Regions from separate parts of the Homo sapiens genome. Here region 2 is linked to region 1. A link is an interaction called in ENCODE POLR2A ChIA-PET data of the cell type or tissue named here. Cell type or tissue: CD4-positive, alpha-beta T cell. All regions are shown on one strand. Links, peaks and the distances in the headings refer to the core of each region. The heading gives the core; the rest is flanking DNA.

What was found. Peaks named below come from ENCODE experiments on the same cell type or tissue, not always from the same donor. Only the 100,000 strongest peaks of a DNase experiment are listed, where the experiment ranks them.
Region 2: POLR2A ChIA-PET joins it to region 1 with 5 read pairs; 15 of 35 experiments call an interaction of 5 or more read pairs at or near these places.

What each region holds. Positions count from the first base shown.
Region 1 is chr19:29,719,176-29,735,566 of GRCh38, reverse strand. LOC107985345 (a long non-coding RNA gene) reads right to left here and starts at 11,434. Exons shown (of 3, transcript XR_001753891.3): 1 at 11,284-11,434; 2 at 10,489-10,544; 3 at 1-220. RefSeq lists enhancers at 4,656-4,705, 4,826-4,875 and a silencer at 6,836-7,030. In CD4-positive, alpha-beta T cell, for the core only: no CTCF peak of the experiment used is centred there; a DNase peak (open chromatin) is centred at 11,196; H3K4me3 peaks cover 743 bases; H3K27me3 peaks cover 1,020 bases.
Region 2 is chr19:29,843,537-29,859,927 of GRCh38, reverse strand. No RefSeq gene overlaps it. Among named protein-coding and RNA genes, the nearest start is that of CCNE1, 40 kb to the right of the region's middle. RefSeq lists enhancers at 501-1,338, 1,339-2,177, 7,421-7,550 and silencers at 14,759-15,528, 15,559-15,718. In CD4-positive, alpha-beta T cell, for the core only: no CTCF peak of the experiment used is centred there; no DNase peak of the experiment used is centred there.

The DNA.
Region 1 (16,391 bases), core at 8,719-13,718:
AGCAGTCTTAGAGTCTCCTATGATGAAGAAGGCTGCCATGCCAACCCTCTGCAAGCTTCAGTAGGAGAGGTGCAGGGTAAACCTTTAGCCCTTGGGAGTGCGGTGGTGCCTTCTGCTGCCGAGAACTCACCTCAGTCTGAGACTAGCTCCTGCCGTGCAGTGGGTCCTCGCAGAGACTCGGAGACTACCCACAGGACAGTGAGTGACTTTGTTCCTGGAACTGATTACAGTGAGACCCATTAAGCCATAGATTGGGAGGACACAACAGCAACACATCAGCAGTGAAAATAATGCATTTGAGCTGGGCACAGTGGCTCAGCCTGTAATCCCAGCACTTTGGGAAGCTGAAGAGGAATAATAATAACATGAAGATGCATAATATGTTAATGCAATATTTTAAAGAGTTAAAATTAATACAAAAATCCATGATGAGCAAAATATTAAAATTTCAAATAGAGACAGGATCAGTAACTGCTGTGCCGAGCCATATTGGTGTCTGAGACAAAAGGAAAAATCAGTACTACTGACCTATGGAAATGGCACTAGCGTGCCAATCATTGGACTTACGTTAAGGTCTGCCAAAAAGCCTCTCCTGCAGAGGAGGCACCTAGCAACTGGGTGGACAGGATGGTTCATCCTCTGGGCATCAGCCAGCATCAGCCACCCCACGGCAGGGGAAATAGATAGTTCCATGAATGGTGTGGCCATGGTGGCAAAAGTCAAGGGAGGCATGAGCCCAACACAAGTTCCCTCTTGCTAGAGATGACCTGGCTGCTGCCGCTACTGAATGCCCTACCTGCCAACCACATGGACTAATAATGAGCCCTCAAGATGGCACCATTTCACAAGGAGATCAGGCAGTCACAGTGCAAAGTTCATTATATGAGACCCCTTCTGTCATTGATGAGACAGCGATGAGTCCTAGCAGAGTGAACACCGACTCTGGATATGGATTTTCCTTCCTTGCAACAGTGCCTTCACTGGCATCACCAACAGAGCACTTACGGTCGTCTCTGATTTATTGGCAGGGGATTTGAACAACACTGCCTCAAGCCAAGGGGTCTGTTTTACAGCAAAGAAGCTATGGCTCCAAGGTTCCTCTGGAAGCAGCAGGCCTACAAGAACATCAGGATGACCTGTGCCAAGGCTATGCCAGGGTGAAAGCGTGAGCCCACACCCTGTATAATTGGGATACTATCCTTGAAACTGTGGTGTACGTGCCTTACCAAGAGCAGACACATGGTGCTATGATCCCAAAAGCAGAAAGACATGGGGCTGGAAACCCAGGGGGTGGCGGGGGGAGTGAGATCGGCTGCTCTCACCATCACTCGCAGAGACCACCTTGAGAAATGTGTGCTTCCTGTGTCCACAGCTTTGGGTGGGGCTCTAGCAAATTCGACGTCTTAGTTCTTGATGGGGGAGGAGGAGCGGAGAGTGGACTCCTCCACCAGGGAACATCACCAATTCTACAGAACTTGAAAATACAAATACTCCCTGGTCCTCTTGGGCTTCTCAAGTCAGTGGGCCAGAGGCAATTAGCAACAATTAGGATAACGGAGTTTCTACATGCAAAAGAATGAAGAGGTAGCCCCTACATTATACGGTATAAATGTTAACTCAGCATGGATCAATGACAAACATCAGAACTCTTACAAGAAAACATATAGGTAAATCTTCACGACCTTGGATTTGGTAATGGATTCTCAGATACGACACCAAAAACATGAGCAAAGAAAGAAAAAGAGACAAATTGGAATTCATCAAAACTAAACACTTTTGTGCATGAAAGGACATTATCAAGAAACTGAAAAAACAACCGATGCAATGGGAGAAAATATCTGCAAATCATATATCTGATAAAGTTTTAAAATCAAGAATATATAAGGAACTCCTACAACTCAATAACAAAAAGACAACTCAATTAAAAATGAGTAAAGGATTTGAACAGATACACATCCAAAGAAAATATACAAATGACCACAGGAAAGTATACTCAACATCGCTAAACACTAGGAAAATGCAGATCAAAACCAAAATGAGATACCACCCCACACCCATTAGAATGCCTGCTATATATTAATAAAAGAAAAATGAAAACACGATAAACTAAAAATAACATGTATTGATGAGAGTGTGTTGGTAAGAAATTGGAATCTTTGTGCACGGTTAGTGGGAATGTGGAATGGTGCAGCCAGCCTGGAGAACAATATGGCAGTTTCTCAAAAAATTAAACATAGAATTAACATAGAATCAGCTACTCCACTGCTAGGCATATACCCTGAAGAACTGAAAGCAGGACTCAGAGACATCCATGCTGATGTTCACTGCAGCATTATCCACAAGGGCCCAAAAGTGGAAACAAGCCAAGTTGCCATTAACAGGTGAATGAATAACAAAATGTGGCACGCCTTGTACATACAATGGAACATTATTCAGCCATAAAAGTGCATGAAGCTTTAATACATGCACCACATGGATGGACCTTGAAAACACTATACTATGTAAAATAAGTCAGTTTCAAAAGGACAAGTATCATATCATTCTACTTGTTTGAAACATCTACAAGAGACAAAGTAGCAGAGAAAGTAGGCTAGTGATTACTAGGGGCTGAGGGGAGAGGGGATGGGGAGGTGTTGCTTAATGGTTACAAGGCTTCTGTTTAAGGCAATTAAAAAGTTTTGGAAATACATAGTAGCAATGGTTGTCCAGCAATGTTCATATAACTCAGGCCACTGAATGAACATTTAAAAATGGTTAAAATGGGCTGGGCATGGTGGTTCACGCCTGTAATCCCAGCACTTTGGGAGGCCAAGGGGTGGGTGGATCACCTGAGGTCAGGAGTTTGAGACCAGCCTGACCAATATGGTGAAACCCCGTCTCTACTAAAAATACAAAAATTAGCTGGGCATGGCTGCGTGTGCCTGTAATCTCAGCTACTCCGGAGGCTGAGGCAAGAGAATCGCTTGAACCCAGAAAGTGGAAGTTGCAGTGAGCCAAGATCGCGCCCCTGCACTCCAGCATGGGCAACAAGAGTGAAACTCCGTCTTAATAATAATAATAATAATAATAATAATAATAAAATGGTTAAAGTGGCACATTTTATGTTGTGTGTATTTTACTGCAATAAAAAAAGTACTGATTAAACTGGCAGGAGAAACTAGTTCTGATTATTGCAAGGAGATAGAGTTGTTTCTCCATGAGGGATGGATGAGTATGTTTGGGACTCAGGAGAGTCACTGGGCTGTCTCTTAGTATCTTATTTATTTATTTACTTATTATTTTTGGAGACAGGGTTTTGCTCTGTTGCCCAGCTAGAGTGCAATGGTGCAATCACGGCTCACTGCAGCCTCAACCTCCTGGGCTCAAGCGATCCTCCCACCTCCGCCTCCTGAGTAGCTGGGACTACAGGCATGTGCCACCACACCTGAATAATTATTTTTCTTTAGAGATGGGGTCTTGCTCTGTTGCCCAGGCTGGTCTCAAACTCCTGGGCTGAAGTGATCTGCCTGCTTCAGCCTCCCAAAGTGCTGGGATTACAGATGTGAGCCACTGCGCCCTGCCTTCTTGGTGAATCTTGAACCTGCAATTAGATAAAATAGGCAGTCACAGCAGCCAAGGGCCAACCAAGACAAAGCTCAGGAAAGACTCAGAAACTGCAGGGGGGAAGGTGTGGTCACCTCACCTGGCACACAACTTAAACAAGCCAAAGTGCTGGCCAAGAGTGAGGGACATCTGGAGTGGTAGGTGCAGGAGGGAGACGATGAATAGCAACTGTAGTTTCATTCACAGTAGGATTTCCGCAGGCCTCCCCCTTGAAGACCTGGTGACAGGTTGGATTTGATGCAGGGCATGCCTGAGTCTCAGCGGTCCAAGAGGGAGATGATCAGACAATCACGGGCACCGCCTCGCATCCTCCTGGCCTCCGCTGATTCAGCTATGGCAGTGGTGAGCAGTTTTGTGCAAGCTTCAGCTCATTTGGGCCTCACAGCACCTTGCCTCAAGCATGCTGTTTGCTTTGGCCCCAGGGCTTCCTGAATGCTGTGGCATGGGATGGCAGAAAGAGCCCATTCAGCATGCAAACATATGTTCAGCCCGAAGGTACGGGGGTTACCGTTCCCAGGGAACTCTCAGCAAATGGGGGAGAGGCAGAAGATTCTGAAAGGTCTTCTGTCTACTCAGCAGTCCGCGTGGGACCGAGCCCTGGGTGCCTGTAGAGGGGACCAGCCTTGGTAATCCACCCTTGTGTTGGCTTGTCCTTCACTGTGTCACCTTCCCTGTTTCCTCATCCTGCTTCCTAAAATTGCCTCCAAACTCCACCTTCCCTCAGAGAAGGACTGAAGTAGGTAAGTGGAATTTAGTATCAGGTTTGTAAGGGTGAGATCGCAAAGTACTTAAGATACAAACACAAAGTGTCTATCCTACAGACCTGGGCTCAGTCCTTTTTTTTTTTTTTTTTTTTTTTAGACAGGACTGGAGTGCAGTGGCGTGATCTCGGCTCACTGCAACCTCTGCCTCCTGAGGGTTCAAGCAATTCTCCTGCCTCAGCCTCCCGAGTAGCTGGGATTACAGGCACCAGGCTAATTTCTGTATTTTTAGGAGAGACAGGGTTTCACCATGTTGGCCAGGCTGGTTTCGAACTCCTGACCACAAATTATCCACCAGACTTGGCCTCCCAAAGCACTGGGATTACAGGTGTGAGTGAGCCACTGCACTGGGCCACAGCCAGTGTTGAAATTCCACATAATCACAGACTAAGTTAAAATTTCAAATTAAACATATCTGGATAATTTCATCATAGCAGAAATGGTGAAGGGGTAAATTCTGGCAAAGTGACACGCTCAGTTTGTTAGGTTACAATCGGGAGGGCAGCGTCTTGAACGCGCTCCGGCGCCCATGGTCCCTGGATTTCCTAATCTATAGCACCCTCTAGTGTTAGCTTTGCTTCATGTCCAGAGCTCAGTGGTAAAAGCCTGAAATTCTGCCTCTGCACAAACCATGCTAAGTGGAAATTTGTGACAGAAGAGGCTCCTTTTATTGCTTTTTCTCTAAGGAGAAGTCATCAGGTGCTTAAATCTTTGGAAATAAATTTGTGCCACCTGTATGTTTAAAATAAAGTATCATGCTTTATGCTTCATTTGTTCTTCCAACAAGTAATTGTTGGGGGTCCCTGCGGTCTGCAGAAGGCCCCATGTTGGAGCAGGAGGTTTTAAATGAAAACGCTGCACATTTTCACAGATGAACAGGGAAGGAGGGTGTCACGCCAATGTCCAAACGGGGAAGTAGTTGGCCGGTGCGTGCAGGGGAGAGAGCTGCCACCGTTCCCCCTCAGTCCCACCTCAGAATTCATCATCCTACCTGGCTCGGAAACAGATTTGGGGAGCATAAGCTCTCTTTATAGTTTGCCCCACAATCAATTTCAGTGCATCTGTGCAGAGTGACATGAACTGTCCTAAATGTCTTCTAAAATAAAAAGACACCTTTGCCTCACTCGGGGCTTCGCAGCATTAAATGTACTTGGGTTAAAGGCTTCAGCGTACTCCAGTGGGGGCGCATCTTCCTACACTTTGGATAATTCATATGCATGAGAAGACATCGTCATTTTCGGTGCAGTTCTGAAAGGAAGTATTAAGGGCGAGAATTTGATTTTAAGTGAGGGAAGGGGAAAAAAAGGTGTGAATTTAGCTCCAGACTCTGCAGAGGATGAAAGAAGATGTTATATTTCTGTTTGAGACGTTGCAAATCACTCTAGAGTGCCCTCTGAACTTCTCCCTCAGCCCACCTGTCCACAGAATGGCTGGGATTCACTCCACTCTCCAGGATTTACTGTCACCTCTCCCATCCACAGTCTTTTAGGAACAGACCATCTCAGACAGCCCCTAAAGTTACCGCATGGACAACAAATTGTTCTGCAAAGTGATAGCATAGAATGCACCAAAACATCTTGAAAGAAACTTACTCAAGATGTGCTTGTTTCCTCAAGATGATATTTTATTTGTTTTAACCGGCAGTCTTGTGGGTATATATGTCTATGTTTAGCCAAAATGAAAAATGCTCCTAAAATAAAATCTCAGAAACTTTGACCAGAGTGCTTGTATGTTCTAAGGGGGAAAGAGTGTTGCATAATTCGTTACGGGGGCAGACTAAACCTTCCCTCCACTTAGAAGAGTGGGGCTGGGTGTGGTGGCTCATGCCTGTAGTCCCAGCACTTCGGGAGGCCAAGGCAGGAGGCCAGGAGTTCAAGACTAGCCTGGGCAATACAGGGAGACTCTGTCTCTAAAAATAATTTAAAAATTAGCCAGGTGTGGTGGCATGCACCTGTAGTCCCAGCTACTCAGGAGGCTGAGGTGGGATGATCACTTGATTCCAGGAATTCCAGGCTGCAGTGAGCTATGATTATACCACTGCACTCCAGCCGGGGTGACACAGTGAGACCCTGTTTCTAAAAAATAATTTAAAATAAAACTAAGTAGAAGAAAGATGGGCACTAAGCCTAAAAATTTGACCTCACTAAACATAAGGTGTTAGTTCAGAGCTCTGGACCCCAAAAGCTGTGGCCTGGAGTGGGTGAGTGTTTTATTGTCCCTGATATGGGAAAAGGAGTCCAGGAAGAGGCTGGTCCACAGATAAGAGAGTAGCAGGAGACCCTGTAAGATGCTGAGAGCCTGGCTGGGCCCAAGTAACTCTCAAGAACCAGGAGGTCTCAATATTCCCTTCCAGGCACCTGGTGAGCCACGCCGCTACATTGAACCCTCACTGGCCACTGTAGACCCAACAGTCAAAGTCTGTGGCACCAACACCTTGTGTTATAGAGACTTTGGGGAAGTCCCCGAGAAGGTCTGGAGCTCCCAGTTCATTTGGGCCAGGCACACTGAACAGAGGGAGGGCTGGAGGAGCTGAGGAGGGAGGCGAGGAGGCGAACCCTGAAGAATCAGGCTTTAGAGGCTCCTGATCAGGAGAAACGCACAGGTGGCTCTTACCACCTCTCTCAGCAACCTTTAGAGATTCCGGGCTGGTGTCTGCTAGCTTAAAAATCACTCATTTAAAATAATTAAAAATCATTTAGAAAAGGAGGGCTTTATTTCTCATATAGAGTTACAACCTGCAAGGCAGCCACCCTGACTGGCTAAGAAGTGTAGTCTCCAGTAGAAGCCAATAGGCAGGCACTTTGAGGAAGGGTGGGAGGGGATAAGACAGGAATTCAAGCTGAATGGGTTGGCCAGGTATACATATTCAACGGGATATAGGAAGAGCTATGAATATTCTTGGAAGGAGGCCATACACATGTGTGATAAGCAAACATGCATGTTACACACATCCCATGTTCACCTTGGAGTGGAGAATACACATTTAAGTGTATTACAATCGGGCTGTAGACGTCAAAAGGTGAATCAGGGACATGAAGGCATTGCACAGCCTCTGTAAATGGGCAGAACCAGGCCATGGTCAGTGGTCTCTTATCAGGAGAAAGTTACTGAATCAGCCTCTTGTCCAATCAAAGCTGCAGTTCTGGCTGGTGGAACGAGGGTCAGTTAGTGTCTGGCAGCGGGCGAACTGCAATTGTTTTAATATTACCTATCTCCAAGCCATTGGCTTGTTTAGCTGCTAGAGAAAAAGAAACCCCTTGCGGCAGCTGGAAACTAGTTTATTCTTTAAGTGTAGGGGTGTGTGACTTAACCCTTCCCTGATATGGCCCTTAGGTCCTGGTTATGATTTGGTATCTTACTGTCACAGAGTCCATTCTGCCAGTCTTATGACCTCTATTTTATTTTTATTTTTTAGAGACAGGGTCTCAGTCCATCACCCAGGCTGGAGTACAGTGGCGTGATCTCGGCTCACTGCAACCTCCACCTCCCAGGTTCAAGCAATTCTCCTGCCTTAGCCCCCTGAGTAGCTGGGATTACAGGCACCCACACACCCGGCTAATTTTTGTATTTTTAGTAGAGAAGTGGTTTCACCATGTTGGCCAGGCTGGTCTCGAACTCCTGACCACAGTTGATCCTCCCACCTCAGCCTCCCAAAGTGCTGGGACTACAGGCGTGAGCCACTGCGACCACCATGACCTCTATTTTAACATGAATGCTGCTCATTTGTGTTTAAGCCACAAAAGGGAGTGGGTAGAGCGGGGTGTGTCTGACCTCCCTTCCCATCATGGCTGGGAACTCTGTGGTTAAGTTTCCTCTGGGGTCCCCTTGGCCAAGAGGGGGTCTGTTCAGTTGGTTGGGGGGCGCTGAGGATTTCATCTGTAGTTCTCATGTTTCACTGTAAGTAGACTGAGGGCTTAAATCACTTTTATTTGTTAATGTTAAGGGGGACGTCCATTAAACCTGAAAGACTTGGGGACACCAACAAGGCTGATAGCCATTAGATAATTATTATTAATGACAGTCATTAGTGATACCAATTATGTACCAATCATTCCGGGCATGAGAGCTACAGGGATAAATAAGACATAACAGCCTCCTCCCTTGTGGAGCCTGCCTTCTGGGAAGGGGGAGTGTTGGTATTCCATGAAAGTGTGACAATATCAAAACAGGCACAGTGGCTCACGCCTGTAATCCCAGCACTTTGGGAGGCAGAGGCGAGTGGATCACTTGAGGTCAGGAGTTTGAGACCAGCCTGACCAACATGGTGAAATCCTGTCTCTCCTAAAAATACGAAAAATTAGTCTGGCATGGTGGCGGGTGCCTGCAATCCCAGCTACTTGGGAGGCTGAGGCAGGACAATTGCTTGAACCCGGGAGGCAGAGGTTGCAGTGAGCTGAGATCGCAGCCATCGCACTCCAGCCTGGGCGACAGAGTGAGACTCCTTCTCAAAAAAAAAAAAAAAAAAATCTTATTTTTTGTCTGTTGTTCTACTAACAGGTTTGGCTTGCAGGAAATCTGCAATGCCTGGGACATTTCAGATTTGCAATTTAGGGAGGACCAGGGTGTACAGACCTCCAACCTTGGCACTCAGAGCTTAGTCTCCTCCCTGACTTTCCCTCTTTTTTTTTAAATTGCTTTGTCATCCAGGCTGGAGTGCAATGGCACGATCATACCTCATCACAGCCTTGAGCTCCTGGACTCAAGCGATCCTCCTGCCCCAGCCTCCTGTGTAGCTGGGACTACAGATGTGCGCCACCATATCCAGCTAATTTTTTATTTTTGTAGTGACGGCTCTCTATGTTGCCCAGTCTGGTCTTGAACTCCTGGCCTCAAGCGATCCTCCCACCCCAGCTTCTCAAAGTGGTGGGATTACAGGCGTGAGCCACCAAACCTGGCCTGTACTTCCCATTTGGCAGCACTGTCTCGATAGTATTGTAGCTCTGGTTGCTGTGTTCATGCATACACTTACGTTTTCTTTCTCTGAAAAGTCAGGGATGCCAGAAGGGGACCTTATCTCTCTTGGCTACTGTTCTATTCCCCAGTCTGAAGGGGGAGCTGGCACTGGGAAGGCCCTGAGTCCATGTTTGTTGTCTGGGAATACCATTAAAGGTAACTGACCACTTTTGTTTGCATTGACTAGAAAGACAAGAAATGATGGCTTTAGCTGTATAATACTCTCCTCCTCCAGGCACTTGCAACAGCCCTACCAAATCATATTAATGATAATCACTCATGGTAACCAGTCTCTGAGTTGGACCCAGTGATCCATGCCTACCAGCCTTCATGCCTCTGTGCAGTCCCAGCCACATGGACGAATGTGTAGGGGTGTTGCAGTGATGGTGTGCAACCTTTAAGCCAGATCATGAAGACGCTGTGGCTTCTGCTTGGTTGTTTGGATCCTTCCCTCTGGAGGATGCCAGCTTCCTCATCAAGAGGACATTGGAACAGCCTGTGGAGAGCCCCACATGCTGAGGCACTCAGGCCTCATGGCCAACAGCCCAGCCACATGAGAAAGTGGTCCTCTGGGAAGCACATCACCAGGCCCAAGCACCCCTTCAGATGACTACAGCCTCAAGAGAGGGCCCAATCTAGAACCGCTCAGCTACAGCACTCTCAAATTCCTGACCCTTGGGAGCTGTGAGAGAGGACATTGGTCTTAAGCCACTAAGTTTTGCATTTGATATGCAGCAATAAATAACAACTACAGTGATACTGATGTTGTTCCTTAATAATACCAATTAGTGATGATTTCTTAGTCTTTTTTTTTTTTTTTAAAGAAATGGGGTCTTGCTATGTCTCCTAGGCTGGAGGGCAGTGATGCAATCATAGCTCACTGCAGCCTCAAACTCCTGGGTTCGAGTGATCCTCCTGCCTCAGCCTCCCAAGTAGCTGAGACTACAGGCACAGGCTACCACACCCGGCTAATTTTTAAATCTGTTGTAGAGACGAGGTCTCACTATGTTACCCAGGTTGGTCTTGAACTCCTAGGCCTTCCAAAGTGCTGGGATTACAGGTGTGAGCCACGATGCCAGGCCCCACATTATCTTTTTTAAAAGATGCAATATAAAACCTTAGCAAACAGTGTGCTCGCTTTGCAAATGCAGCTTTAAGAGAAGCCCCTTACCTTCCAATTGCATCGTTGCCCCCGAGTCCCTCCTACGCGGAAATCTGGTGCTTTCACTGTAAGAAAAGCAGGCATAAGAAAGTGAGAGGGTTGAAGTTCTATTTATTGCCACAGTCAAAGGGGGCAGCCAGAATAAACGCAGGGTTTCCGGGGAGTTAGCTGTGGAGCGCAGCAGAAAGGCCGCTGGGGTCTGGCTGGGAGGACAGATTTCCTTGGCGCGCTGTGCAGCCTTCCCAGAGGATGGGAGCCGGGGGGGATGGGGGGCGAATTATTTCAATAATAAAGGAAAGGAAGATTTTTATTTTAGGTCAATAAAACAAAAAACTCGACCATAATTCGTTAATTTTATTGAAATGGCATGCAAATTACTTGATGAAACTTAGCAGAAAAGCGGCTCGGTGCAAACAACGAGCATTGTTTGGGAGCGCGTTTCCCGTTGGTCTCAAATCCACATACAATATTTCCTTAGTGCTTAATTATTTCCCCACTGCTCGCGTCTGCAGGGCTGAGCCCTTTGTCTGGCTCGCTTTGCACGCGGCGGGCAGCAAGTGCGGCGCCCTCCCCCGCGCCCGGCACAGATGGGGCCCCGGGGCCTTTGTTTTAGGGGTGGAGCGACAAGATCTGTAAAGCGGGCGCTCCAGGCTCGGTGCACGTGCTGCGGGCGCGGGGGTCCCCAGGCCACCGTCCCCTTCCTTCCTCCGCCCCATTGTCTGCCGGCGTATGGGAAGCCGCTGCGCTCCTGCCGTGCGAGCGCTGTAATCTTTGAGGTTTCTGCAGATTTGTGGAGGAGCTTACTTGACAGCAATCTCTTGGCGTGCTCAGATCACTCTGCAAGCCTCTGGCACACGCAGGGCCGCCGCTAAAGCAAGGGCCTCTGGTACCCCGGGCCTGCCCCGCGCAGCTCCCCCTGGCAGCTCCTCCAGCAAAGCACCTCAGCACCGAAAAATAAAATCCTACGGCGGGGATTTAGACCAGAGAGGAGTGAGGGTTTGGGGCCTGGCGCCTGCTTGAGCCTCGGGTAGGGGAGGGTCTTCCTTGGCTACTGGGTATGCTGTGGGCCCACGCTGCACCCCTAAATTCCTGACCCACAGGACCTGCCAAAGGTAATCCATCGCCCCAAAGTCACCCTATTCGGGTGGGATCTCTGCTTTCATAACAGAGAAGGGTCCCAGCAAGGGGACTGAGGAATGAATGTGTGCAAAACACTGGTTTCATTCTGAAGTCAGAAGTGTGGTTCCCCCATGCAGCTGGAATTTTGCAGGGACGGCCCGGCTATAAGATGGGTAATGCATGTAGAGTAGGAGGGAGGGCAGACCCCAGAGACCCCACCCCACTGCAGGTGAAACGCAAAAGAATGCCTTGCAGATTCCAAGGTGCCCACTCTTCCCGGCGCTCCAAACTATCAGGATGTTTTCCGTGCTGGAGGAGTCCCTGACATTTCCTCCTCTCTGATTTTCGCCATATTTACAACGTGTGTGTGTGTTTACCTTCCTGGACTTCCCTGCCTTCCAAAGGCGCTCTGCACCCAGTGCAAATGCCCTCACCCTCAGGGCCCTCTCAGGTCTCCCCATCTCTGCCAGCCGTGTGTTAAGCGAAGAACAGAGGCTTGAAGGCCAAGAGCCCTAGATTTCTGTTCTGATTGTGTTACTGACAGTGTGATCAAGGGCAGGTCCCTTCCTCTCTCTATTTTCGGGGTAGCCTAAGAAATCGTCTGAGAACTGGAGGGGCTCTGTCTAATCGAAGACTGTGACTGCGGAGCCTCGGTTCTTTGCAGGGCCCAGAACCCGCCCCTCCATCAGCAGTTCCAGACTCTGAGCCTGGGAGCGTGCATTACCAGGAACATGGAGACACGGTGGCTACACGTGAAGGTGGGTTCTGATGATGCTAGATTGCTGTGGGCAGATATTCTGGGACTTCTCAGAGCCCTGAAATCCTTCCTTTGTGGAAAAGTCAACTGGGCCGAAAGTTGGACCTGATGTCCAAGATTTGAGGGTCACCCTTCCCCACGGGTGGGGTCTCTTGGAGGGGAAGACCTTCACTGTTGGAGTCAGCAAGCCCATTCCTGAATCCCAGCTCTGCCTCTAGCAGCTGCGGGTGTCTGCAGCCTCTAATTTAACCAAGAAAATCTCCAGCCCCCTGCTTTTCAAGGTGGAGCTACCACCTGAAATAGGATGTGACCTAGCCTGAATGTGCCTAGAAGTTTCAGCTCCTCTGTTTTCATGATCACTAGTATTAGTGTTTCATGATCACTAGTATTTACCTTCTCAAAATATAGTTTGTCAGCCGTGTGCCGTGACTCATGCCTGTAATTCCAGCACTTTGGGAGGCCAAGGTGGGTGGGTCACTTGAGGGCAAATCGCTTGATGTCAGGCGTTCAAGACCGGCCTGGACAACATGGCGAAACCCCGTCCCTACTAAAAATACAAAAATTTGCCAGAAATTGCTTGAGCTTGGGAGGCAGAGGTTGCAGTGAGCCAAGATTGTGTCACTGCACTCCAGCCTGGGTGACAGAGCGAGGCTTCGTCTAAAAAAATAAAAAATAAAAAGTTAGCCAGGCATGGTGGTACACACCTGTAGTCCCAACTACTAGGGAGGCTGAGGTAAGAGAATTTCTTGAACCTGGGAGGCAGAGGTTGCAGTGAGCCGAGACTGCACCACTGCACTCCAGCCTGGGAGACAAAGTGAGACTCCATCTCAAAAAAAATTAATACCAGGGTTATGGAGACTTCTCCAGCAATAATGAAAGAAATTTTGCAGATATATAGAGACAATCTAGGTGACATTCTTTTTAAAATTGTGTGCACCACAGGCTAACAAACAAGCAAATACCATGGGTGACTTCATTTATGTACACTGGAGCGAAAGAGAACATTCTGCTATAGAACAAAACCTCAAACAGACCAAAGCTCCAATAGAAGAAAAGACAAACCACCCCCACCCCAAATTCAAAGCTGCCTTAAAGTAAAACTAGTGGGAGAAAGAATTTGCATCCTCTGAGCAATTTGAAATAAAAACTTCAGAATCATAATAGTGACTCTACCATAATTTTCTGTAATAAAACATCTATTATAACAGATATGGCAATACAATAAAAGTCCTATTGTTCCAGAAACTGTATTATAACTGAAACAGGATAATTATAGAAATACTTGCGTGAGAATTGCATGTTCAACAGAACCATTGAAAAATCATTCTTCTCAGACTGAAAATAAGTCTTCCAGGCACAGAAGAACTCTTCAGTGAGATCTGAAATGCAAGACAAGGTGGATTTTTTTTAAGTCTTTTATAGCAGCTTGACCTTCTAAAGTCTCGTCAGGGCCATCTGTAAACTCCAAGGCCCCATCAGCCTCCAGCTCTGAGTTCCACACTTTATTTGGAATACTAACATCTATGAGTAGATTTTTAAGTAGGGCATCTCTTTATATTCTTTCAATAGACAGATTTTCGGGTGAATCTTGGCTCTATCGAGTTCATTTGTAAATTCTAACTTAGAATTTTTAGCTTTTTAGAACAGTTGACCTCTGGAACATTTTGTAGAAATCCCATCCTATGTGGAAGGCATTGCTGATAGTACCACCCTCCCTGTTTTATAGTTTACAAAGCACCTTTCAGTTTTTATTCCTCTTTGAATCCTCACAATAATCCCAGGTTGTTGAGAGCAGGGATTCTCATCCTGATTTTGTATTTGAGAAAATTGAGGATTATCTGTTTGGGAGCAGGGGCTGGGGGATTTGTCTGGAAGCTGTGTTTGCAGTGTAAGCATGCTGTTTTTACTTAGTTTGTCTTTTTTTTTTTTTTTTTGCTGTGGCTTTGGGGAAACTGATGAGAATTAGTGAGGAACCAGAGGGCCTGCAAGCCCTCTGTGACAAGTAGGGCTTGTCATCACTACTGACTTTTAATGTCCCATCTTGGGTAACCTGGTACTTGAAAGGTTGGGAACCTGGAGGAAATTCACTGAGTGATGATGGTGGCTGAGGGACTGAGGGAGGGAGCTGGGAGGAAATAATAATAATAATGACAATGATGATAACACACACTCAACATGACAGCAAATATGCAGAGTGGTGCTAAGTGGTGACTAAAGGGACATGATAACCATCTACAAATATTTGAAGGATGTAAACACCAAGGAAGAAGATGAATTAATTATTTAAAAGAACAGTGATGAAGCCTGGGAAGAGATCATTACCAGTCCCCAAGCCACCTTGTCCTTCCACAACCCTTTCAGGATTAAGCTCTCCCAAGACCGAAGGGAGGTGGCAGGATGGTTTCCCTGCACACAACAGTCTTGACATAGGCATGGCCCGAGGCTGTTAATATTTTTTTGAGACAGGATCTCACTCTGTTGCCCGGCGAAGTGTAGCAGTACGATCACAGCTCACTGCAATGCAGCCTCAGTCTCCTGGGCTCAAGCGATCCTTCCACCTCAGCCTCTTGAGTAGCTGGGTCTACAGACACATGCCACCATGCCCGACTAATTTTTAAATTTTTTGTAAAGATGAGGTATTGCTATGTTGCCCAGGCTGGTCTTGAACTCCTGGTCTGAAGTAATTCTCCCACCGTGACCTCCCAAAGTGCTGGAATTACACTAGTGAGCCACCGCGCTTAACCCGAGGCTGTTATTTTTATTTTTTTGAGACGAGGTCTCGCTCTGTCGCACAGGCTGGTGTGCGGAGTGCAGTGGGGCCATCTCAGCACACTGCAACCTCCGCCTCCCAGATTTAAGCGATTCTCCTGCCTCAGCCTCCCGAGTAGCTGAGACTACAGGCGCGCTACAGCACGCCCAGCTAATTTTTGTATTTTTAGAAGAGACGGAGTTTCACCATGTTGACCAGGATGGTCTCGATCTCTTGATTTCGTGATCTGCCTGCCTCGGCCTCCCAAAGGGCTGGGATTACAGGCATGAGCCACCATGCTCAGCCCAAGGCTGTTATTTTTATTGTGCCATGGGTGGACATGTATGTACTATGCACGTGCTCAGATTATAATAATCACAGCTGGCATCTGGTGAATACTTCGTGCTAGGGTTTGCATGTTTCCTTTAAAACTCATGTTGAAATTCAATGGCCGTTGTGGTGAGATAGATATATATTATATTAAATATTATATATAATATTGTATTATATATAATTATATATAATAATATAATATATAATTATATATAATATATAAATACATATTTATATATTTAATATTTATATATTTATATATTTATTTTTTATATTATATATATAATATATAATATAATTATATATAATTTATATATATATATAATTTATATATATATAATTATATATATATAATTTAATATATATAAATATATATAATTATATATAATTATATAATAGTACAATTATATATACTGATATATTATATTATATATTATATAATTCTATATCTTTGTCCAAACTTATATATTATATAATTCTATATCTTTGTCCAAACTTATATATTATATATATTTTATATATATATAAATATATATATTTATATTATATAAATATATATATTTATATTATATAAATATATTTATATATTATATATATAATATATATATAATATATATAAATATATATAAATATAATATATATATAAATATATATAATATATATATAAATATGTATATTATATATATAAATATATATATTATATATATATATAATTTATATATATATTTATATATATATAAATTATATATATATAATTATATATATAATATATATAATTATATATAATTATATAATAGTACAATTATATATACTGATATATTATATTATATATTATATAATTCTATATCTTTGTCCAAACTTATATATTATATAATTCTATATCTTTGTCCAAACTTATATATTATATATATTTTATATAATATATAATATATGTTATATATATTATACGATATA
Region 2 (16,391 bases), core at 6,000-10,999, 130 kb before region 1:
CACTGTCAGGATGAGGATGGGGACTCGGAGGGAAGCTGGCCTGCCTTGGAATTATGCAAAGTGGAGGCTCACAGTGGCTTTGATGGTGCTTGATTAAATATTTGGCCCATTTAGTTAATTAAATATTTAAATGTTAAATACAGAATCAGATGTTATTTAGTGGACATTACTTCTCAACAGCCATGAGTCATTCAACAGCCCTCTGAATGGGGCCTCTGCAGCCTCAGCCTCCCCTCCCCTACAGGAAGGACTCCAGGAGACACCTGGGGAGTGTAATTAATTAATTACCAATTGAGGTTACACTAGGCTGTGCTGTTTCAGAACACCATGTGTTGGCCGGGGAAGGTGGCTTACCCCTGTAATCCCAGCACTTTGGGAGGCCGATGCAGGCGAATCGCCTGGGGTCAGGAGTTCGAGACCAGCCTGGCCAACATGGTGAAACCCTATCTCTACTAAAAATACAAAAATTAGCCAGGCTTGGTGGCACACATCTGTAATCTGTAATCCTAGCTACTCGGGAGGCTGAAGCAGGAGAATTGCTTGAACCCAGGACATGGAGATTGCAGTGAGCTGAGATCGCACCACTGCACTCCAGCCTGGGCAACAGAATGAGACTTATCTCAAAAAAAAAAAAAAAAAAGAATGTCACAAGTCACTCAGGGGAGCCTCTCCTGCTGGGTCCCAGGGCCAGTTCACAGGCAGGTGGAAGAGGCAAGAGCCCATTTCCTGGGTAGCAAAATCTACCTCAAACCTACATACGCGCACCTGCCGCCTCCTCTGTCTAAAACAGCCCCATGCCCCACATCTCCCCATTGCAGACTGCTTCCTTGTTTTCAGGCCATGTCCCCTCCCCTCGACCTGCCATCTTCCCAGGGGTGTTGGGGGCTCCCTGGCAGCCACAAGGGAACATGCCGCCCCTGTGTGGGGAAGGGCTCCCTGCAAATGGCCAAAGTGTGGTGACCTTCAGCTCCTTTTTGTTTAGTGCTCCGGGACCCTGGGAGGCTCCCTTCCCCACCAAAGCCCCGGGAGCTCAGGAGGGTGGGGTTCCTGGACAGCTTCTCCTGAGGACTGCAAGGTAGGTCGGCTGCCTGCCGAGCCTCGGGCCCGAGGACTTGCAGCTCTTTCCTGGCCAGCACGGTAGGAGGCCCAGGTGTGTGAGTGACAGCGGGTGAGGGGCGATGAGAGGCTAGGCAGTTTGCAGCCATGGCGATCCTTCCGGAGGCCAACTCTGATGGGTTAGAATGGGCTGAGGGCTCCTTACTGCCCTCAAGATAATGTCTAGACTCGGGCTGCCCTGGTCCTGCTGCTCCCAGAGTGCCAAGCATTACCTGGCCTCCCTAGTCCCTCTCCCAAGCCCAACAGTCTGCATTCTAGCCACATCAGCCTCCTGCCAGTTCCTGAAAGCACAGGGTCTGGATTCTCTGGATTTGGGCATATTCCGTTCCCTCTGCCTGAAATCCTTTATTGTCCTGCAGGTCTCACTTAAGATGTCAGCTCCTCCAGGAAGCCCACCTTCCTTTAGCATGGAGCCAAGGATGGGAAGGGGTAGGCAGGCAGTCCCAGGCAGGGGCAGCTGGATGGCCACTAGGCTGCCTCATCCAGCTTCTCAGAATGGCCCAGGGCCTGGAAGCCAGGAGCTCTCTCCAGCCACCTGGGACTCTGTGGTATGTGGACTGGGGGGACGGGCACCCCGGGGGTGGAGGAAGGAGGGTGGCCAGGTGGAAGGCTCAGAACTGCCACCTGCTGGCCACTGAGAGGCGTGGCCTGGAGAGCTCTGAAAGCCGCCGACCTGAGGGATCTCCCAGCCTCTCCCCATTCCCACCTGGACTTCCTGCTGCGCATGGGAAAGGGAAGCCTGGCCACTCCAAAGTTGCCGAAATATTCTTTGACGAGTCAGAAAAAAAATGCCAAAACAAGGTTACAAAAACCATAGCTGGCTGGGCGCGGTAACTCACACCTGTAATTCCGGCACTTTGGGAGGTCGAGGCAGGAGAATCACTTGAGCACTGGAGATCAAAACCATCCTGAGCAACATAGAGAGATCCCTATCTCTACAAATAATTTAAAAATTAGCCAGGGCCAGGCACAGTGGCTCAGGCCGGAACAGTGGTTCACACCTGTAATCCCAGCACTTTGGGAGGCCGAGGCAGGCAGATCACTTGAGGCCAGGAGTTTGACACCAGCCTGGCCAACATGGTGAAACCCTGTCTCTACTAAAAATACAAAAATTAGCTGGGTGTGGTGCATGCCTGTAATCCCAGCTACTCGGGAGACTGAGGCACGATAATTGCTTGAACCACGGAGTCGTAGGTTGCAGTGAGCCGAGATCATGCCACTGCACTCTAGCCTGGGCAACAGAGCAACACTCTGTCTCAAAAAAAAAAAAAATCAGCCTGGCATTGTGGTGCACACCTGTGGTCATGACCACTCAGGAGGCAGAGGTGGGAGGATTGCTTGGGCTCAGGAGGTTAAGGCTGCAGTGAGCTATGATTGCACCACTGCACTCTAACCTGGGTGACAGAGCAAGACCCTGTGTCAAACACAAAAACAAAATACAAAAGAAAACAAAAATAACCGTAGCCTATTTAAAACGAGCAATTTAATGCTTTTTACACCAAAATATATACAACATAATGCAATTACGTTTTTTACAAGATAACTGGAGTTTTTAACCTATAAAAATACTTGGTCGTGGAGCACCACAGGTGCTCTGGGAAGGAGTCACACCACTAAAGTTGTTAAGTAAGCTTAACAGCTTAACAAGGGCATGGTGGCTCATGCCTGTAATCTCAGCACTTTGGGAGGCCAAGGCGGGTGGATCACTTGAGGTCAGGAGTTTGGAACCAGCCTGGCCAACATAGTGAAACCCCGTCTCTACTAAAAATACAAAAAATTAGCTGGGCGTGGTGGCGGGCGCCTGTAATACAAGCTATTCGGGAGGCTGAGGCAGGAATCACTTGAACCTGGGAGGCAGAGGTTGCAGTGAGCCGAGATTGAGCCATTGCACTCCAGCCTGGGCGACAAGAGCAAAACTCCATCTCAAAGAAAAGTAGATAAATAAATAAATAATAAAGTTGTTGAATGGATGTGAGCCTCTCTCCCTCCCCTCTCTGACTCTGTGTAACCTCATTTGGAGAGGATAGTTCCTTTGGGACCCTGAGGCCTGGATCAAGTGGCCCACATGCTCCTTGTATGGATAAGGAAACTGAGGCCTGGAGCAGGGAAGAGGCTAGCCCAAATGGGGCCTTGCAAACCAGGCTGTCCCCTCTCCCTGCAGTTCCTTCCCTCCAGGCTCTGAGGAGCTCTGCACCCTTCTCTGAGCCACCAGCTCTGGCAGGAGCCTGGCCTCCCAGGCTTCAGGGACCGGCCACGGGGCCCCCTCCCTGAGCCGCCCCTTCATCCAGCATCCTCTGCCTGACTTCCCTGCCCTTTATAAATATGCATTGGGCCAGAGAGATAGGGGGCCTCTTTTTGAGGAAAAATTAACCACAATGACAAACTTAGATATTCATGCAAACCATCAGCCTGTTAGACTGATTATGCAGAATGCAAACTGTGAGTATCTGAGTGACTGAGCGGGCTCATCAAAGGCGCCGTCAGGCAGCAGGGGTGCTCCCGGCCTAGCCCACCTTCCCACCGCCTTTGTACTCTCTGCTCAGCCCCGGTGCAGGCCACCGGGCTACTTCCCTCACACAGCACCCGTTTCTGACGCAGGGACCCCTCCACGCTCTATTTTAAAGGATTAATTAACGTTGTAAGATTGGCAGGGAGAGCTCCACCTGGCTATCTGCTGCATGAAAGCATCCGCTCACTAGAGTATTTTAAGCTCACAGTGCAGACCATATGGTATTTCAGAGAACACAAGTTGAAAGTACAGTACATATTTATTCCTTCCACAGAGAGCATTAGAGGGGTTTAAGTATTTTATGAAAGCCTGTATGTGCGGGCATGTGTGTGTGCACGTGCGCGCGCGTGTGTGCATGTGTATGAAGCCAGCAGAAATATACTCCACTCAGAGAAAAAATAAATTACACAGATTTATTTTCATCTCTCTGCCAACCCACCCCATAGCAACAGTGAAAACTTGGTCTATGTAAACTCGAGAAAACAAGAAATATTTTATCAAGTCGTCTCAACTCATGGCTATTGCCAATTCCCCTCTTTCTGGAAACACAAGCAGTCTCCTCATGTCAGTTTTGCAGGCAGAGGGGAGGGAGTGGGGGGCAGGTGTCAGATGAGAGGGGTCAGGCCACGTGGGAAGCCCCAGGCCTGCTTCCCAGGCAGGAAGTGCAGACCCTGTGCCATCGGCTTGGGAAAGGCCCTTCCTCTTTCTAAGCTCAGTTCCCTGTCTGGAACAACATGATCTCTTGGGATAAAATAACTAGATACAAAAGGTAAAGGAAGTGCCTGGCACAGGGCAAGCAACACTCGTGAATCCTGGATCCGGAACTTTGAGAAAAACTTATGTTGTGGAAGTCTGTTGATTTCATCCTCCCAGCATGCATCTCCCTTATCTTGGTAACAGTCCCGCCCTCATCCTTGGGGAAGCCCCCTTCTGTCCAGGTGATTGGGATGGAGTTACCTCTGGCCCTGACTTTAGGGGTGGCCATGACCAGGGCTGGCCAATCAGGGCCCTTCATCTCCCCAGCCTCCGGGACTGGCTCAGGGATGGTCACATGACCGAAGACAGATTAATGAGGCTCAGCCCTGAGACTTTTGCTGGAATTCCTGGGAAAGAGGCTGTCTTTCTCCCAGCAGCCTTGCTAGGCTGGGACCTTAGAGCTTACTGCTAAGCTAGACTTGGGAAAAAAAAAAAACTAGTGATAGAAGAATCTAGGGTAGATGTAGATTCTGTCTAATGGACAACTCCCCTCTCCTAAGCAGGGACAGGAACTGAAGTTCTAAAAAGAAATAAAAATATTAAAGGAAGAAATAAGGTAGAGTAAGGGAAGCTGATCAGGTTCAGCTGCCCAAGGGCCTGACTGTCCTCTCCTGAAAAAGCCACAGGTCTGATCGAATCTGGACAGGAAAGAGCTCTGGGGAATGTCTGGCTGCCCCACCCTTCAACAGCTCCGGCTCTGCCCCAAAACTCCTCTGACAGAGACCTGGGACCTGAGAGAGGCAGGGCCTCAGAAGCGGTGGAGGGGCGCCTACAGCCTTGGAAGGCATCTCCAGCACTGGACTTCCACCCCTTTTTCACAGGGAGAGACTCTTGTCAGGGCAGAAGTTTGTGGCCTCAGAAGTTCGTAAAAAGCACTTAGTGTAAGTGTGCGAGCGAGAACAGACTTTGGAATCTTCTAGACTTCCCTCAACCCCACCATTCTATGCATGAGAAAACTCAGTACCTGGAAGATATAACTACTTTTCATCCAGCCTCTCCCCGATCCCACATCCACCATTTTCAAGGTTTTTCCTTCCTATATGCAGGAGGGAAGATATTTTCAGGCCACAAGATGTAGATGGGAAAATGCACTTTTCTCTACCATTCTATAACTGAAAATTTTACACGATGGCCGAAGAGTCAATCTAGTCAGATGGTGGTTTTCTCAGAAACTTTGAGCTTTGTTCAGTCATTTCAGATTTAAATTCAGCCAGTTTAGACTTTCCTCCCCACCCTCTTCCTCCTTCTGAGTTTCAAGGACTAACAGAGTCATGGCACTGTTGACAGCGTCGTTGCTCAGAGGTCCTGCTCTTGTCATGGTCAACTACCTAATATCTGATCAACCCTTCCGGAGCTAACAGCCACAAATCCGAACAGTAACTGAAGTCCCCAGACAGCAACAAAAAGGCAGATACTGCAGGAGAATCAATACTTAGAAGAGAACAGCACTGGGCAAGTTTCCCTTCTGATGGATCTGAGCCATTCAGGACTACTCCATGCAGGACTCAGATAGAAATTCTTGGGTAGAAAAGTCTTATTGCGCTGGGCACGGTGGCTCACACCTGTAATCCCAGCACTTTGGGAGGCTGAGGCGGGGGGATCACTTGAGCTCAGGAGTTCGAGACCAGCCTGGCCAACATGGTGAAACCCCATCTCTACTAAAAATACAAAAATTAGCCGAACATGATGGCGCGTGCTTGCAATCCCAGCTACCAGGGAGGCTTAGGCAGGAGAATCTCTTGAACCCGGGAGGTGGAGGTTACAGTGAGCTGAAATCGAGCCACTGAACTCCAGCCTGGGTGACAGAGTGAGATTCCATCTCAAAAAAGAAAAAACAAACAAACAAACTTACTGGCTTGAAAAACTAAAGGTCACTGTAATTACAGAAACTAAAAACAAAAAACAAAAACGACTGGCGAAATTTCTAAAAAAAAAAAATAAAAAGAGAGAGAAAAGCCATGCGCAGTGGCTTACGCTTGTAATCCCAGCACTTTGGGAGGCCGAGGCGGGTGGATCACGAGGTCAGGAGTTCAAGACCAGCCTGGCCAACATGGTGAAACTCCGTCTCTACTAAAATTACGAACATTAGCTGGACCTGGTGGAGGGCACCTGTAATCCCAGCTACTCAGGAGGTCAAGGCAGGAGAATCACTTGAACCCAGGAGGCAGAGGTTGCAGTGAGCCGAGATCATGCCACTGCACTCCAGCCTGGGCAACAGAGCTAGACTCCATCTCAAAAAAAAAAAAAGAGCCACAGAAGGGGAGTCCCCAAATCCATGTATAAAATGCACAAATCTCTTGCCAACTCCAGAATCAGGTATGAGTGAGGAAGTCATTAAGCAGCAGTTAAGGCTAAATGAACTTCAGATTTCAACTGTCATCCTCTATAGGGGAGAGAGAGTTTACATGTTAAGTTTAGCCAAGTTAATTGCCTACTTAAACAAAAAAATCAATACTCTTCATATTTAAAAATTGCTATGACAGTAGATCTTAAACGTTCTCACCACACACACACAAAAAAAACGATAAGCATATGAGGTGGTAGATATGTTGATTAACTTGGTGGAATCATTTTACAATGTATACAGATACCGAAACATCATGTTGGGAGCTAAATGATGAGAACTTATGAACACAAAGAAGAAGGAAACAACAGACACTGAGGGGGAGAATGGGAGGCGGGAGAGGAGCAAAAAAAGATAACTATTGGGTACTGGGCTTAATACCTGGGTGATGTAATAATATGTATAATAAACCCCCATTTGTTGTACAATAAACCCTGTTTATCTGTGTAACAAACCTTCACATGTGCCCCCAAACCAAAAATAAAAATTTTTTTAAAAACCCATCATGTTGTAAATATCTATGATTTTTATATATCAACTATACCTTAATAAAGCTGGGGTGGGGGAAGAACCAATACTCTTTAAAGTATAAAGAGTCCAGAGTCTCTGCAACATGTCATGGCAACATCCAGGATAAAATCCAAAATTACCAGACATGTGAAAACAGGAAAACAAGACCCAAACTCCAGAGAAAAGAAAACCAATGGATACGACATAAAAAGTGACCTGTGGTGATGAAACTAGCAGATGGTAACTTTAGGGCAGCTCTCATAACTACACAGATGAATACAAAGGAAACTCTGATCAATATGTATAAAAAGACAACTATTCTCAGCAGAGAACTAGAAACTATGAGAAACAAGACTTGTTGCTCTCTGATGTGGAAATCCACTGGTTACAGTTGAGACATCTACACTTGTAGGCATCAGCTGAGAAAGCCATGCTTCCACCTGAGTCGCAGTTACCAGACCACACTAGCCCCTGTTCATCCTGCTCTTGCAGAGTAAGAGGCCCCATCAAGTGTGCAAGTCCTCCCTTGAGAAACATCCTCCCCATCTCTTGGGCACAGGAAAATGTGACTGATACCCAAACCCCAGGGTCAAATCTGTGTGGAAAATCTGAAAGAATGTATCAAAAATAAAATAAATAGAAGTGACTAGAAACTGAAATTTTAAAATCAATACCATTTAAAATGACACTTGAAGAATGAAATATCAGCCAGGCATGAGGGAGTGTGCCCATAGTCTCAGCTACTGGGGAGGCTGAGGTGGGAGGATCACTGAATCCCAGGGCCTCCAGGCTGCAGGGAACCATGGTCACGCCACTGCACTCCACCCTGGGTGACACAGCAACTCTAAAAATAAACAAGTAAATAAATCAATAGTGAAATTCTTAGGGATGAATCTAACAAAATATGTTTATGATTGGTATGCCAAAACATACAAAACATCATTTAAAGAAATGAAGGGCCAGGGGTAGTGGCTCACGCATGTAATCTCAGCACTTTGGGAGACTGAGGCGGGCGGATCACCTGAGGTCAGGAGTTCGAGACCAGCCTGGTCAATATGGCAAAACCTCGTCTCTACTACAAATACAAAAATTAGCCAGGTGTGGTGGCACACACCTATAATCCCAGCTACTCAGGAGGCCAAGGCAGGAGAATTGTGTGAACCCAGGAGGAGGGGGTTGCAGTGAGCACAAATCGTGCCACTGCACTCTAGCCTGGGCAACAGAGTGATACTCCATCTCATAAAAAGAAACAAGGTTAATTAATTAATTAATTAAGGAAGACCTAAATAAGTGGAGATATACATCTATACCATGTTCATGAATTGGAAGACTCAATATTTTTAAAATGTAGCTCTTCCCAAATTGATCTACAGCTTCAGTGCAATCCCAATCTATATCCCAGCAGGCTTTGTTGGTAGCATATGACAAGCTGATGTTAAAATTTAAATGAGAATGCATTACAGCTTCGTTCTGTCAAAAAAAAAAAAAAAAAAAAAAGAGAGAGAGAACATGCAAAAGATTTAAAATGGCTAAAGCTATTTTTTAAAAAGATAGACAAATTTGGAGAACTTTCACTACTTGATTTCAAGATTTATTATAAAGCTATACTAATCAAAGTAGTATGGGGCCGGGCATGGTGGCTCCCACCTGTAATACCAGCACTTTGGGAGGCTGAGGCAGGAGGAACATCTGAGGTCAGGAGTTCAAGACCAGCCTGACCAACATGGTGAAACCCCATCGCTACTAAAAATACAAAATTAGCTGGCCGTGGTGGCGCACGCCTATAGTCCCAGTTACTCGGGAGGCTGAGGCAGGAGAATTGCTTGAACCTGGGAGGCAGAGGTTGCAGTGAGCCGAGACTGCGCCACTGCACTCCAGCCTGGACAACAGAGAGAAACTCCATCTCAAAAAAAAGAAAAAAAAAAAGAGGAGATTTATTATGGGAATTGGCTCATGCAGTTATGGAGGCTGAGAAGTCCCATGACCTGCTATCTGTGAGTTGGAGATCCAGGAAAGACAATGGGGTAATTCAGTCTATGTCCAAAGTCCTGAGAACCCAGGAAGCCAATGGTGTAACTCTCACCATTGCACTGAAGCTATAGATCAATTTGGGAAGAACTGACATTTTAACAATACCAAGTCTTCCAATTCATGAACATGGTATAGATGTATATCTCCATTTATTTAGGTCTTCCTTAATTTCTTTCAACAGGCTGGGTGTGGTGGCTCATGCCTGTAATCCCAGCGCTTTGGGAGGCAGTGATGGGCAGATCATCTGAGGTCAAGAGTTCAAGACTAGCCTGGCGAATATGGTGAAACCCCGTCTCTACTAAAAATACAAAAATTAGTTGGGTGCAGTGGCAGGTGCCAGTAATCCCAGCTACTGGGGAGGCTGAGGCAGAAGATCGCTTGAACCCAGGAGGCAGAGGTTGCAGTGAGCTGAGATCGTGCCACTGCACTCCGGCTTGGGTGACAGAGTGAGGCTCCATCTCAAAAAAAAAAAAAAATTCTTTCAACAAAGAGCGTGAAGGCCTGTGAACCAGGAACTCCAATGTCTGATGTCCGGGAACTAAAGATGGATGTCTCAGCTCAAGGAGAGAGAATTCACCCTTCCTCTGCATTTTTGTTCTATCTGGGTCCTCAATAGATTGGATGATGCTTGCCCACATTGGTGAGGGCACACTTCCTTTACTCAGTCTCTTGATTCTAATGCTAGTCTCTTCCAGAAACAATCTCACAGGCATACACAGAAACAGTGTTTCCCCAGCTTTCTGGGCTTCTCCTACCCAGTGAGGTTGACACCTAAAATTAACCATCACACCCTTCCTACCCCACCTCTCATTCCAGAGCTGAGCAACATCCAAAATGGTACCGGCTCAAAGCACAACCTCACCTCAAAGCCAGGTGGGGCTGGGACTTGAACTACCTGGAGCTGATGACTTCATTTGCCACTTGAGCTGACAGTACTCAGTTGCATCCTTTGGTCCTCAGTTTCTTCCTAAAGGCCCCTAGACTGCTGTCCCATGACTGAAAAATGTTTTGTTTTGTTTTTAAAGTCAGGGAATCTCCATTTGTCTATGCTGTTTGACAGAAGAGGAGGGAGGAAGATAAGTGGTTTCAGATATCCTTTCTCCTTTGACTCCTAACACCAATTCTGAGTTAGGCCTTATTATTATTCCCATCTCACTGGGAAGAACACCAAAGTTCACTGTGGCTGGGTTTCCTGCCCAAGTTCTCATCTCTAGAGAGTAGAAAAGGGAATGGAATATATGTAAACTCCAAAGTCCAAGCTGTGCCCTCTAAATCCTTTCTGCCTTGACAGAGGAGCAGGATCTGGAATTCTCCAGTTTCTGCCTCCTTATCTGACCTCTGCTTCCTTATAGGCATAGTGAAAATATGCCTAACCCTTCTTAGACACCCTGCGGGCGTCTTCCAACTTTCTTTCTACCTAAATTCAAAGGCATTTATTGGGGGCAAGGCAGGAGGATCAGTGACAAAGGCTCAGAAATCTACAAAACGCTCCAAGGCAGATGCAAATGTCATCTCTGGTCTCACTTCTGAGAAGCTGGAACAAAGTCATTTTGTATTTTGCTCTCAGCTGTCTTTCACCAAGTTCCCCAAACTCCTTCCCAGAGGCCAAGCGCTAGGGAATCCCTGCCCTCTGTAAAAATACTTGTCATTGTCTTCATGTACCAAGTTCTACCTGTCCAGGTCCCTCTGGGGGATACCTACGTCATAAGCAACGCTGTGGACCTCTGATGAAGTCTCTTTAGGTACATAACCAAGAGTGAAACTGTGCGGAACGTACAGGGCTGGGCCTAGGGCAAGGCAATGCGGCACCTAAGGTATAAAATTTAAGAACAGACCCGGTGCGGTGGCTCAAGCCTGCTATCCCAGCACTTTGGGAGGCTGAGGCAGGAGAATCACCTGAGGTCAGGAGTTCTAGACCAGCCTGGCCAACATGGTGAAACCCGGTCTCTACTAAAAATACAAAAATTAGCTCGGTGTGATGCACGCCTGTAATCCCAGCTACTCCGGAGGCTAAAGCATGAGAATCACTTGAACCCTGGAGGCAGAGGTTGCAGTGAACCGAGATCACACCACTGCAATCCAGGCTGGGTGACAGAGCAAGACTCTGTCTCAAAAACAAACAAAAAAACTAAGAAAGCCCTCACTTTCAGGGCTTTATAAGGGGTGGGGTCGACCCTGACAGTAAGTGCTTCCTTACGTGTGTGCCCAAGCACCTCCCTTCCTCTCCCTGGTCCTAGCTCTGCAAAAGTATACACGTATTTAATTTCACTGTAACTGGCCACACACTCACTCACAAGTGCATGGGACTCCCTCTCTCATCCATCCACGCCAGCACTTCACATCATCTGGCTTGCTGAGTTGTATCAGCTCGTGGGGCAATGTGACATCTCATTCCTTCCCCTTGCCTTCTTCTGACTGCCAGTGAGAATGAGCCTCTCTGGATACCTCAGTCATTCTGATTTTTCTTTCTGTGAACGGCATATATATATCTGGCCCATTATCATTACTATTATTATTATTATTTTGAGACAGGGTCTCACCATGTCACCCAGGCTGGAGTGCATTGGCGCCATCTCAGCTTATTGCAACCTCCGCCTCCTGGGTTCAAGCGATTCTTGTGCCTCAGCCTCCAGAGCAGCTGGGATTACAGGTGCACACCACCACACCCCCGGTTCATTTTTTTTTTTTTTTTTTTTTTTGTATTTTTAGTAGAGACAGGGTTTCATCATGTTGACCAGGCTGGTCTCGAACTCCTGACCTCAAATGATCTGCCCGCCTTGGCCTCCCAAAGTGCTGGGATTACAGGCATGAGCCACCGCACCCGGCTGCCCATTATTTTTTAAATTCGGTTTCCTATCTCTTTCTCTTTTGTGCTGATTTTCAGAAGCTCCTTGTGTATTCTAGTTATAGCCTTTTGTTCATTTAAAACATGGATAATATCTTCTAGCTTATCACTCATATGTTAATTTTGTCTGTAGCAAAGCAACATTTTTTCATTTTGGTGTAGTCAAAATCCATCACGTCTCACCTTTCAGCTTATGATTTGGAGGTCATGAGAAATCCCTTCCTATCACAGAAATATTATATGTTACCATATATAACTGAGTTTATGCTGTACTCTCCAAACTATTCCACTTACCTGTTTTTCTGTACCAATATCACCTTATTTTAATTACTATGCCTTTGTAATCCGTTTTAATGCCTGTTGAATAAGAGTTCCCTTTGTCCTCTTTCAAGATTGTCTTAGCAGATCATGGATTTTTATTCTTCCTTAAAAGTTAAGAATCAAGTTTCTCAAGTTCCAAAATAATTGGGCTGGAATTTTTACTGAAATTGCAATGCATAGTTAGATCATGTAACAGAAAATTTACATTCCTTCAAGGTTAAGACATTATCTCACTATTTATGTATTCAAGCCTTTTTAAACAAAATCTATATATTAGAATTTCAGGTTTTTCTCCTTAAAGATTCTGTGCATTTTTTTATTAGGTTAATGCATAAATATTTCAGTATCATGCAGAATACCTTATTTTTATTACTCACAATACGTGTATTATTTTTGGGGAGGAACCCATTACTGACTTTATATTCTGACCTTTATTATTATTATTATTGAGACAGAGTTTCACTCTGTAGCCCAGGCTGGAGTGCAGTGGTGTGATCTCGGCTCACTGCAACTCTGCATCCCACGTTCAAGCGATTCTCTTGCCTCAGCCTCCCCAGTAGCCAGGATTACAGGCACACGCCACCATGCCCGAATATTTTTTGTATTTTTAGTAGAGATAGGGTTTCACCACGTTGGCCAGGCTGGTTTCGAACTCCTGACCTCAAGTGGTCCGCCCTCCTTGGCCTCCCAAAGTGCTGGGATTACAGGTGTGAGCCACCGCACCCAGCCTCTGATCTTTAATAGAAGAGGGTTGGCCGGGCGCGGTGGCTCACGCGTGTAATCCCAGCACTATGGGAGGCCGAGGTGGGCGGATCACGAGGTCAGGATATCGACACCATCCTGGCTAACATGGTGAAACCCCGCCTCTACTAAAAATACAAAAAATTAGCTGGGCATGGTGGCGGGTGCCTGTAGCCCCAGCAACTCGGGAGGCTGAGGCAGGAGAATGGTGTGAACCCGGGAGGCAGAGCTTGCAGTGAGCTGAGATTGTGCCACTGCACTCCAGCCTGCGTGACAGAGCAAGACTCCGTCTCAAAAAAAAGAAAAAAAAAAAAGAAGAGGGTCTCACTATGTTGCCCAGGCTGGTCTTGAACTCCTGGCCTCATGCAATCCTCCTGCCTCAGCCTCCCACAGTGTTGGGATTACAGGCGTGAGCCTCCACACCTGGCCCTATTCTGACCTTAAACTACCTTTGTGCAACTCTCTCATTAGGTTAATTTTTCTGTTGATTCTTGTTTTCTATGTCGATGATCATCACTTGACAATAACAGTGCTTTCATTTTGCTTCCGATCCTTCTATCACTCACTTTTCTCATCCCATTGCACTGGACAAGACTTGCAAGTACCAGGTTGAACAGTGGCAAGGCCAGACAGAGGGCACCCTTGTTTTTTTTTTTTTGAGTTGTAAAAAGATGGAGAGCTTTGGCTTTCAGCCTACTGCTTAAAGAAGAAAAATGCAATCATTAGAAATTAGATCTTGAGAAAGATCCCTGCGACTGCCCGTGAAGGCGAGACTTAAGAGTAGTAAGCCAAGAGGCAGAAAGATCGGTCGCCTACGAGTCCAGGTGAAGCATCATGTGTTTCAGACCAGGGCCGTGGAGACAAGTGTAGCAGAGAATTGTGGGTCGGGTGGGGTGGAGGAAGAACTGATGGGATTCTGGGACAGATCAGAGGGAGGAGAGTGAGGAGTCAAGACGGAAGCGCTATCTGGGGCTTGCCTGCCACTGAGCAGACCGTGATGCCACTCCCTGAGGAGGAGACCCAGGGTGAAACGAGAAGGAAGAAGGACTTCACTGCACACACGTTGACTCAGAAGGGCCGTGGAACACCCGGCCGGCGGGGAATACGGAGCTCAGAGCAGCGGGCTGCGCGGGGGCGTAAAAATGTGGCTGTCAGGGGTCCAAACAGCATCAATGTTCAGAAAGCACGTGGAAAACAGTTTAGCTACTGTTAGAACTATCAGGATCATCCGCATGCAGGTAGGCGTTAAAACCTAGGATGGACGAGATCTGCCAGGGGCAGCCCAGAAGCCAAAGGGGCCGAGACCTAAGCCCCTGGAGGCAGCAGCTAGAGGGGCAGAGACAGCAGGAAGGGGGCCCCGGTGGGTCAAGGAAGGAGTACCAAGGAGGAGTGGCTCTGCCATGGACGCAGAGGAATCTGGGAGTGACGGCGCCTGTCCGCGCTCTATCCCGTTCTGCCTGCCGAGGGCAGGGCCAGCGCAACGCAACCTGCAAACCCGCCTTCGGCTGCTGCGAGGCACTCAGATCTCGCCGCGAAGAAGACGCCACGGCACAGTTGAACTACAGACCCCGTCCACCGCTGTTCCGGCCCCGCCCCTCTCACATTGCGGGCCTCTCAGCGCCCCTACGCACAGCACGGCCCGCCCACCGCCGCCCTGGCCCCACCCACCCCGCCGCAGGCCCCGCGGAGCTCCGACGCACAGCCTGTCCCCGCCCACTGTTGCTCTGGCCCCGCCCCTCTCGCCGGGGGCTTCTCAGAGCACCTACGTACAGCCAGGCCCAGTCCACCAACCGCCCTGGCCCTGCCCCTCCCGCAGTGCGGGCCCCTAAGAGCCCCTGTGCATTGCCAGGCCCCGCCCCTCACCGCCCTGACACCGCCTTTTGCGGTGCGGGCCGCTCAGAACCCCCCCGCAAGGGGCGGCCCCGCCCCTACCTCTCCGGCCCCGCCCCTACCTCTCCGGCCCCGCCCCTACCTCTCCGGCCCCGCCCCTAACTCTTCGGCCCCGCCCCCACCTCTTCGGCCCTGCCCCTCCCGCGGCGCGCGCCCGGAAGTGCTCCCGCGCCCTGGCAGCGCGGACACAGCGGAGTGGCTGGGCCAAGCCCGCCCAGGGAGGCCGTGGCTCGCTCCAGTCTCCCGGGTGGGGCGGGGGGCGTCCGGGCGACGTGAGGCCGCGCTCGGGCCCCCAACCCCCAGCATCCGCCTTGGCCAGGCTGCAGACGCGCGGCGCGGGAGACGCGGGGCGGGGAGACGCGGGGCGGGGCGGGGCGGGGCAGCGCATCACGTGGGTAAACACGGCGCACGTGGAGCGCAGCCTGAGCTCTAGGGCGGGGCGGCAGTCCCAGCCCTTGAGCCCGGGCTGTGCCGGTCCCAGGCCCTGGGGAGCCGGTGAGGCGTGGGCGCAGGCCGGGGTCCGCGTTGGCCCAGCTGAGCCTCAGTTCATTCTGTTAAAACGTTAATAGGCCAGCGCTGTGGGAGGCCAAGGCAGGAGGATCGCTGTTGGCCAGGGGTTCCAGACCAGCCTGAGCAACACAGGAGATCTCATTGGTACAAAAAATAATAAAAAATGTTGCTGGGTGTGATGGTGCCCACCTGTAATCCCAGCTACTTGGGAGGCTGAGGTGGGAGGATCGCTTGAGCTTGGGAGTTCGAAGCTGCAGTGAGCGCTGATCGCACCACTGCACTGCAGCCTGGGTGACAGAGACCTTGTCTCCAAAACAATACGTAAAAAATAAAACCAAACTAGCCACGCAAACACTGACGTTGGCTCAGCCTGCCAGGCCCTGCCCAAGGGAACATGATAACCCTGTCAGGTGGGCACCATCCTATTTCACAGAAGGGGAAAGTGGAGGCCAAGGCGGTTAAGAAACTTGCCCAAAGCACTTGGCTGGAAACCGGTGCAACGCAGGTCCGACCTTTTGCAGCGAGGCCCCTTCGTGCTTTGGCCTCGGCCTGCATGACAGGGGCACTGGCAGTCGGGGACGCTGGGGGTCAGCTCCTGGCGTCCTGCCCCTGCCCCTCAGGGCCGGCCTGGCCTGGTACGCTCGGCGGGGCTGGTTTCCCCGTTTGTGCAATGGAGTAGCAGAGGTGCCGCCTCCAGAGGAGGCTCAGAGGCGGCCCTCCCCAAATCGTGGCGATAGCTTCCGCCGGGCGTGGTGAGAATGGAACTGGCCGGGGCCTCGGGCCCCAAGTCGCTGCTCACCGGACTGCCGCCCCCTCCT